Linked DNA regions of Homo sapiens: all the other regions are linked to region 3. The links are chromatin contacts, found by Hi-C or POLR2A ChIA-PET in ENCODE. All regions are on one chromosome and are shown on one strand. The core of a region is the stretch at or near the end of the contact, and the rest is flanking DNA. Distances in the headings are between cores, read along the strand shown. Region 1 overlaps TTLL11 (tubulin tyrosine ligase like 11). Region 2 overlaps TTLL11 (tubulin tyrosine ligase like 11). Region 3 overlaps TTLL11 (tubulin tyrosine ligase like 11).

Region 1 (3,329 bases), core at 319-2,818, 56 kb before region 3:
CAGTGAGCCGAGATCGCGCCACTGCACCCAGCCTGGGTGACAGAGTGAGACTCCATCTCAAAAAAAAAGGAAAAGAAAATATTGAGTTCCTTTAAGTGAATTGACAGTAATGGTGTTTTGTTTAATACATAATATACTTAAGCTATATTTTCAAATTATTTTTATTATTTTCCAGATGCTTTTAAACAAAAATACAAATTCCTATGTCATAAAGCGTGGTCCATTGGCAAATGGAAATCAATAAGCAAGTGACAGTGAAGAAGCTATTGAAAAGAACAAGGACATAGGCCAGCCCCAGGTTGAATTCCAGCCTGGCCCACACTGGCTATGTGACTTTAGGCAGTGACTCAGTTCTCTGAGACCAGGCTTCCTCTTCTGGAAAAGCAGTATTTGCAAAATCCCGTGAGAAATCGACAAGATAATAACATTTGCAAAGAACCCACACTGCTCTGGGCACCATAAATAGTAACAGTAATGTGTAACAATAACATTCATCTCAGAAAAATGTGGCATCAGCAAAGAACTGGAAATGCTTGTTTTCAGGGTTAAAAAAATACCATTAGTGTTTCTTCACTAAATAAACTAGTAATTTTAGTAGCCCAATCTGGAGGCCTGTGGTTTAACAAGCAACTAATTAGAAACTGGTGCTCCCTAAGCGCTGAGTGACACCTGCTTTTAAAACTGTACCCACAGAGAGGAGTCGGGTGCAAGGGACAGTTGCTGGCTGTGCTGTCTCCGGAAAATACAGCTTAGGAGCAAATCCCAGATGATCTCTTTTAATAAAATCTTCTCTGAAAAATACATGGGTTAATAATATGAACAAAGGAGGTTTGCTGAGGTCCCATCAGTTTAATTCCACCCAGTATCAGATTATTCCTGCCAGGATGGGCTGTGAAAATAATGAAAGCAATAATTAAAAGTAAATTATGCAAATGGCAAGGGCAGGAATGGTAGATTGGGAGATTGCTCGGAAGGAAGAGTGATTTGATCTGATCTGTTCAAGGAGCCGACCACAATGATGCTCTTACCCACCCACTGAGCATGCCTCTGCCATTCCTCCTCTAAAGTGTCCACGAGGTCCTCCTCTCTGCCCACAGGGCAGATCTAAAGCTCCTTAACCTGGCATTCAAGGTCCTTTATAGTCCAAATCCCTGCCAATCCTTCCAAATTCATTCCCTCTGCTTCCTACACCACCCCTTCCATCTATACCGAACTACTTACAATTTTCCAAACTCACTCTACATTTAATGATTCCATTCAGGACAGTATTGGAGAGAAAATTTATTTTAAAAGTCAATGTCCATGTCCCTTAAAGAAAGTGATCCACAATTTAACAACCATGGATAAATCCTGCCATGGGAACTGAATCTCCCTGTGAAATTTCTGGAAATTACAAACACACTCCACTTCCCTGGAAAGTCACCCTTTCAAAAACTTATCCCTCTAAGTCACAGTCCTGAACATGGAGGTAAGATAGAATCGCCTCCCATCCACCCATCCTTCCTTCCATCTTTCGAAAATATAAAAAAAACTCTATGTGCCAGGCCCCATGCCAAATGCCAAGGGCATGAATGCATCCGATGTGGTTCTGAGCCTTGAAGAGCTCACAGGATGTTTAAACCATAAATCCAGCATTCCTTCTGCTGGGTTCATAACGGGCACTAAATAAGTATTTGTTGAATTAAGACAAACAGGTAAACTAATAATGACAATATAATACAGGAACTACTGTGCCAGAGTGGACACACAGAGTGCCCTGGGCCTGGGGGTGAGATGTGCAAAGGCATAGAGGCATCAAAAAGCGTGGCATGCTTGGGGGTCTCAACAAGCCGACAGGAGCTGGGGAATGAGATAGGGAGAGAATGGTGGGTAGAATCCCAGAATCCTTTGCTCCTGGGCCCCCTTCCCCTGGCATGACCTCATCAGTTTCCACTTAAGATCCACACAGGCACAAAACACGCACACAGCCCTCTGGTTTTGCCACAGCTCATGGCCGACTAGGCAAAGCAGGTGGGGCTTACAGAGGCAGGGGCTTTGACCACGGGAATCATACCTGGGGCCAGCCTTCAAGATTTAGGAAGACGAAAAAGTTCTTGTGCAAAAAACAGTTACCAGGTTACCACACAGTACAACAGGCTGGGAAGGCTATCCTGTAACCCCTGCTGTGTGCTAAGCCCGCTGACTTATTTTGGAGGTGACAGGCATGCTCACTACCCACAAGTGTCCGTCAGGACCAGTGGTCCTCAAACGTGATTTGCATATTTGAATCACTGGTGTTTCAAAGAGTGTTCTTTTAATTTTTTTAAAACCATGTTCAGGCTCCACCCCCAGAAATTCTGGTTTAATTGGTCTGAGGTGGAGCCCAGGCAGAGAAGTTCCCTATTGGTTCCAATATGCAGCTGAGCTTGAGAACCACTGTTTCTGGGATTTTCCAGGGTCCCCACTCAGCCTACCCCCATTCATTAGATCACCTGCTTGGCCCTGACAGCACTTGGGACCCCTGACCTCTGCCGCCTTCTCTGGTCCTCACTATCCCTCATGGTGTGGTCATGTTTAGCTCAATTTATACATAGAAACTCAGATTAAAGATCCTGTTCCAGGTAGCCCAGCTCTCAAGCAGAAAAATGGGGACTAAAACCAGGTATGTCCAGGTCTAACAACCACGTCCTTTCCACAGTGCTACGCTGCTTCCTTGCAGAGCTGAGCTCAAGCTGTCCATAAATATTCAGGAGTCTTTTGAGCTGGTTGTTAAAAACCACTGATAGCCTGAAATTAGCTGTGGTGGGAATATTTACACCATGGAAATAGACAAACACTACCCATCAGGAAGTGTTTTGTTTTGTTTTTTGAAACCAGTTTGCCAGCACACCTCTTAATTCCAAGGCACCAAGAAAAAAGAAAAAATATCAAATTATGTTCCTTCAATTTCAGGAAGCAGCTGTATCATGCATTTTAGGAAGATTTCAACTCCAAATAGTTAAAATTGAAAGAGCTTTTTGAGTTTAGAGAGATAAACCTCAAGTGTGCGAAAAATATACACCTGTAATTTTTATCAAGATGCCACATGGGTACAGATGCATTCTGCATGCTGCTATGGGTTGGGTGCATTTGACTTAAAGTCACTTAGTGTCAGTGAAAAAGGAAAATACAAGTGTAGAACAAGGTCCCTGGAAGTGCTCCCTATCTCAGCCACAGAGAGCATAATAGAAAATGTTCTCTGAAACAAGCCACCTGGCAGCCCACCTCTGCCTCAGATACCTTGATATGTGGAGTTTCAATATTGGAATGCTGGATGGGAGCCTCCTATTACAGAATAACAAGAGAGACTA
Region 2 (2,966 bases), core at 55-2,554, 39 kb after region 3:
TTTAAAAATGGTACCTCCAAATATAATACTTAAAGAAAAGGGAAGCTGATACCCCATTTCTATGACATATGCCTAGAATTTTGGTGCTTTTGTTTCCCGCAAGAATGAAATGTTCTATTATTTTTTCATTTTCAGAATATATTCCTCTCATTAGAACCCCATATTATATGCATAACCCAAAAAGTGGAAACCATGTTCTTCCACCAGTGGCATTAGACCAAGAAAGCCTGCCTTTGAACCTTTAAAAGCCTGTCTCCAATCCTTAAAACCTTAATGGCTAGTGAACACAGCAATTCCCAATTAAGAGTCCTCAAATCTGATCTCAAAAATAACTGTCATGTTTTAGTAGAAGAGTGTATCTGAGACTTGGCCCTAGAAACATGTTTAAATGTCAACAATAACAGCAGATACCTGGAAACTTGTTCACTTGACCGGAGAATATGTCATTGTCGTGAAATGAAACTCCATGCCAGTAGATGTCACAAGGCAAGCGCCGGCCAAATGGGAACTAGAAGAGAAAAAATGTGACTCGCAATAAGAATAAGAAGAGCAGTGACCACACTGAGTATCCATTATGTACAAATTCCTGGCACCCTGGTGTACTTACCATGGTTTAATCCTTATAATACGCATATGAGGTAAGTGATATTCTTTGCCATTTTACAGATGAGGAAACAGATTCAAACAGGTTTAATAACTTGTTCCAAGTGGTAGAGCTCTGATTACATGTGGCAGATACTACACTCCTGGCTTTGCAGGCACCATTTCACTTTAATCCTTATAACTACCCTATAAAGGATTACTCCCATTTTGCTGATTCAAAACTTGGGGCTGACAGAGGTAATTTAACATGCCCAAGGGTCACACAGAGCTGGTAAGGGGAGGAACCAGGATTAGAGTCCAGGTCTATCCAAATTCCAAGCCCATACATCCCTTCCTCTGAAAATTACAACCCTCAACCGAGCCCAAAAGAATAAGCTTTCAGAGTCCCTCTTCCCTTATCTCTCTCTCTCTCTCTCTCTCTCTCACACACACACACACACATACACACACACATATGCTCCATGAGGGTAAGATGAATCCCAGGGCCTAAAACAGTTCCCCAAACTCGTAAAGACTTCCTGAATTAATAAATGAACAAATCAGGAGTGGTCATCTGACTCAAGATGAGATAACCAGATTCTCTCTTCCAGGAATCTGGAAATCAGAGATGCCAGGCAGCCTCTGCTGGCCCTTGAACTGGCAGGGATAAAAAGCCAGGGCAGGGCAGCTGTGCTTGGCTATGTGCACAGGAGCAGAGACAGCCAGTCTGCTGAGAGACAAGAAAGGAGCAGGTGTGGGAGGGAAAGCAGAGATGAGACAACATAGCCCTAGAAACTCAGACTGAGTGGCCTCAGACCCGCGTGAGCCTGTAAGATAGCCTTGTATCCTGAGAATACCTTTTTGGTCTTCTAAAATCTTGTTTGGCACAAGCTATAGAGTTTCAATTATTTGAAGCCAGAAAATTTCTCACCGAGACAAAAGGGCCTGTTCTTTCCACTACATCCTGTTGCTTCTCAAAGTTATCAACAAGCTCTGCATTTAATGAACATATTTTTTAAATCTGTAACTCAGATGACCTTGTTAAAGGAGAAAAGAGAGGCCATGTTAGTTCATATTCAGAATTTGCTTGTTAAAAGTGCACACAAATAGATATGCCAACATATTAAATAAAAATCTTTTGATTTTCCCATTCTAGGACTATAGGTAATCAGAATTTTTATCTACTTCAAGTTGAGGGGCCAAGGTCCAATGGAAGAACATAGCCTTACTAATGAAATGGTGGTGACTCAATGCTTTCCATACATTCCACATTAAAATGAAGCCAGCCTCAAGTCATTTAAATCAGTCACATTATTTCAAAGCTGTGCACAATGAGGCATATGTTGTACACTCTACTCACATTAACAACTTCCATCTATAATTTACAGCATTTTGCTCATTTTCTTTTTATGCAATGGGCTGTAAGTTATTAATTCAGTACTCATAAATACAATGAGATACAACATATGTTATTTTCTTCTAGCTGTTAAGTGCTAATATAGAGAAGGAGAAAATAACCAGAATTAAGCAGGCTATCCGAGCAAAGGGTAAAGTGGCTTTGCTTTGTTGCCCACAATGAGGAACCAACACCTTGTCAGTGGGCAACCCAATGACTCTTATCTCCTTTTTCATCACTCTTCAATGCTTACCACCCTCATGAATACCAAATTGCCCCCCCTTTTAGAGGCACCTTTAGCTCATTCAGTTTTGAGAAACTACCATTTTTAAAAACATGTCCATTCACTCAGTAATTATTATATGCCAGACTAGGTGCTAGGAATATGGGGGATATAATTTTAATTAAGTCCCAGGATTTCATAATCCTACCTCTTTTTAAGCTCCTTTAAAAACTGTCCGCTTACACAGCTAACATCATACTCAATGGTAAAATACTAAAAGCTTTAAAGCTTTTCCACCATGATCAGGAATAAGACAAAGATGCCCACTTTTATTTTACATCAACATAGTATTATAAATTCTAGCCAGAATAGGCAAGAGAAAGATATAGAAGGTGTCCACATTAGAAAATAAGAAGCAAAATTATCTGTTTGTTGATGACATGATCCCATATGTAGAAAACTCTAATGATTCCACAGAAAAATATTCAAAGTAATAAACAAATTCAGCAAAGTTGCAGGATACAAAATCAACACATAAAAATCAACTGTGTTTCATACATGATGAGGAGCAATCCAAAAAGGACCTTTTTTTAAAAGAATTCCATTTATAATAGCATCAAAAAGAATAAAATACTTAGGAATTAACCAAAAAGGTGAAAGACTTGTACACTGAAAACTATAAAATATTTGTAAAAGAAATTAAAGAAGATATTAATACAAATAAACAGAAAGATATCCTATGCTCATAGACCGGAAGAGTTAATA
Region 3 (3,008 bases), core at 36-2,535:
CACGAGGTCAGGAGATGAAGACCATCCTGCCTAACACGGTGAAACCCCATCTCTACTAAAAATACAAAAATATTAGCCAGATGTGGTGGCGGGCACCTGTAGTCCCAGCTACTCTGGAGGCTGAGGCAGGAGAATGGTGTGAACCCAGTAGGCGGAGCTTGCAGTGAGCCGAGATCTCACCACTGCACTCCAGCCTGGGTGACAGAGTGAGACTCCGTCGCAAAAAAAAAAAAAAAAAAAAAAAAAAGACCTTGCTGATAAAACAGCTTGCTGTCAAGAAGCCAGCTGAAACCCACCAAAACCAAGATGGCAACAAGAGTGACCTCTGGTCATCCTCACTGCTACACTCCCACCAGCGCCATGACAGTTTACAAATGGCATGGCAACGTCAGGAAGTTACACTATATGGTCTAAAAATGGAGGCATGAATAATCCACCCTTTGTTTAGCATGTCATCAAGAACCATAAAATGGGCAACCAGCTGCCCTCGGGGCTGTTGTATGGAGAAGCCATTCTTTTATTTGTCTACTTTCTTAATAAACTTGCATCCACTTTACTTTACGGACTTGCCCTGAATTCTTTCTTGCACGAGATACAAGAACCCTCTCCTGGGGTCTGGATCAGGACCCGTTTCTGGTTACACTTTAAAATGTTATTAACAGTAATACATAACAGTAACAACTACCATTTATGGGCACCTATAAGGTGCCTTACAATAGTTATTTCACTTAATCTCCACAGCTAAGTTATGAGAAATCTACTGATATTGGTTTTTTTCTTTTTCAGGTTTTGTTTTGTTTTGTTCTTCAGTACCTTGTTTGTGTGTATGTGTGTGCAACACTGTTTTTTGGTTTTTGTTTTCTTGACATGGAGTCTCACTCGTCGCCCAGGCTGGAGTGCAATGGCGTGATCTCGGCTCATTGCAACTGCGGCCTCCGAGGTTCAAGTGACTCTCCTGCCTCAGGCTCCCGAGTAGCTGGGATTACAGGCGTGCACCAACACACCTGGCCAATTTTTGTATTTTTAGTAGAGACGGGGTTTCCCCACGTTGGACAGGCTGGTCTCCAACTCCTGACCTCAGGTGATCCACCCACCTTGGCCTTCCAAAGTGTTGGGATTACAGGCTTCCAGGCGTGAGCCACCGCACCCAGCTGCAACACTGTTCTTAATAATGTTACAAATAAGGATCTGAGACTGAGCAAAGCCAGGTGACCTGCAGATCACACAGGAGGTGGTGAGCCAAGAGGCAGGGGGTGGGAATCATGAAGGGGGAAGGGGGGGCGGGACAGGGAAGCTAAGCCTACTTCAGGGGTCAAGGTCGCCAAGATGGACACTCGCCCTGAGTCCCAGCGGCACAGCCTGTGCTTGGATCAGGTTCACAAGCCCAGGGTGGGCAGAGACAGCAGTGCAGAGCTGGTGCTTCTGGGCAACAGCTCTGACCTCTAAAGAGAACTGGCTGGAAACCAACACACCAAGAGGATAGTTTTAAACACCCACCCAGCCACTCAGAGAGCCTGGTCAGGGCAGCCAAATGCCTGCCCAGGAACGGGACACTCAGCCTGATCATTTACACCATGAGAGTGAGAACAAGATCTGCTGCAAGCCTCTGGATTTCAACTGCTGGTTTAAATTTCAAGGAGAAGCACGAAGGTGTTGACATGTAAGGAATTACTTGTACATGCCTTTGATCACCCTAAAACTCCAGGGTGTTCTAAATGAGTGTGCTGGTTGGAAGCCAAGCTGAGCTGAGTTCTACAAAGGAACTCCTACTGTGCCACTGGAGGCTGCTACAGAAGCCACGTTTCCTTAAATCAACACTGCCTGTTTCCCCAACTTTCATTTCAATGGCATCAGGTGGCCACGGGAAAACAGGACCTTGGGCTAAGCCCCCTCTCATGGGCTCCCAGGAAATGTTAGCCCGGCACCTGCTTCCTGACCTCTGGCCAGTCACTTCACCTGGGTGTTCATTTGCAAGGAAACCTCTCTGCTTCCTTAATAAATCAGAGAGGGACACTGAAGGCAGCCTCTCTTTGGGGAAACAGATGCCCCGACTGCTCTTCCAAATTTACTTTCCCTTTGGGGATATCTCGCTAGCCACTACCACGACCACAACGGTCTTAGGACAGGGAGGGAAGTTTTGATACCCTTTAATGCTCTGGACAACACCTGGGCTCCAACTCTTTCCTTAGGCCCCTGTAGCCATAGACATAGCTTCTGAGATTTTATTAATGACTCAAGGAGAGGAGAAGGGAAATAAATACAGAGAAAAGCACTGATAATTGTGTTTACAGGATACTCTCATCTCAGCATGACAAAGCTCTTTAGTTTGCTCTTAGATGGCAGAGGCAATGTTTTCCCATCCCCTGGGAAAACATCCAGATTCCCTGGAGGCTCAGCTTTAAGAGATCTCCAGTGGCTGGGTGCGGTGGCTCATGCCTGTAATCCCAGCACTTTGGGAGGCTGAGGCAGGCGGATCACGAGGTCAAGAGATCGAGACCATCCTGGCCAACATGGTGAAACCCCCGTCTCTACTAAAACTACAAAAATTAGCTGGGCGTGGTGGCGCATGCCTATAGTCCCAGCTACTTGGGAGGCTGAGGCAGAAGAATCTCTTGAACCTGGGAGGTGGAGGTTGCAGTGAGCCGAGAGCACACCACTGCACTCCAGCCTGGCAACAGAGTGAGACTCTGTCTCAAAAAAAAAAAAAAAAAAAAGAGATCCCCAGCGTGTCGAGCCTCCCTGCCAACCCACCGGACATTGGAAAGTCCACCCAGCTTAGGAAAACCTCACCTATGACCCACAAAGACAGAACAGCTATGCCACAGTCTCAACAGGACAGCTATTTCAGGATGTCAAGATAGAATACCATGAGCTAAACAGCCACAGAAGAAATATGTATAAGAAATAGCAAGGTATGTGTTACTCAATAGCATCAATATCTTCATCTGTCAAAGAGAGATGATCATAAAACCTCTCCGGTCCAGCACTTCCCAGACTTGCATGGTCAG

The links. Hi-C counts contacts between places; a loop is a spot of excess contacts on that map. ChIA-PET counts read pairs that join two places held with the same protein, here RNA polymerase II (POLR2A). Pooled maps may share reads with other maps.
Region 1: POLR2A ChIA-PET joins it to region 3 with 19 read pairs in Panc1. The contact joins two enhancer-like sites. A Hi-C loop is called at or near these places in 5 of 168 maps with a recorded cell type or tissue (B cell, Caco-2, OCI-LY7 and 2 more) and 2 of 50 pooled maps. POLR2A ChIA-PET finds 5 or more read pairs at or near these places in 3 of 52 experiments (OCI-LY7, Panc1 and activated CD4-positive, alpha-beta T cell).
Region 2: a map of psoas muscle shows a loop between it and region 3 (2.5-fold over the local background). The contact joins two enhancer-like sites. A Hi-C loop is called at or near these places in 1 of 168 maps with a recorded cell type or tissue (psoas muscle). POLR2A ChIA-PET finds 5 or more read pairs at or near these places in 2 of 52 experiments (Caco-2 and activated T-cell).

Annotation. Positions count from the first base shown.
Region 1 is chr9:121,944,448-121,947,776 of GRCh38, forward strand. All of the region lies in intron 6 of TTLL11 (tubulin tyrosine ligase like 11), which reads right to left. Among named protein-coding and RNA genes, the nearest start is that of TTLL11, 150 kb to the right of the region's middle. Within about 2 kb of position 1,569, at least 2 of the 41 ENCODE cell types and tissues checked have a DNase peak (open chromatin) inside an H3K27ac peak, as active enhancers do.
Region 2 is chr9:122,038,861-122,041,826 of GRCh38, forward strand. TTLL11 (tubulin tyrosine ligase like 11) reads right to left here. Exons shown (of 9, transcript NM_001139442.2): 2 at 412-508. Among named protein-coding and RNA genes, the nearest start is that of TTLL11, 53 kb to the right of the region's middle. RefSeq lists an enhancer at 67-1,266. Within about 2 kb of position 1,305, at least 4 of the 41 ENCODE cell types and tissues checked have a DNase peak (open chromatin) inside an H3K27ac peak, as active enhancers do; they include psoas muscle, where a contact is called at or near this core.
Region 3 is chr9:122,000,251-122,003,258 of GRCh38, forward strand. The region is part of intron 3 of TTLL11 (tubulin tyrosine ligase like 11); the gene reads right to left. Among named protein-coding and RNA genes, the nearest start is that of TTLL11, 92 kb to the right of the region's middle. Within about 2 kb of position 1,286, at least 6 of the 41 ENCODE cell types and tissues checked have a DNase peak (open chromatin) inside an H3K27ac peak, as active enhancers do; they include psoas muscle, where a contact is called at or near this core.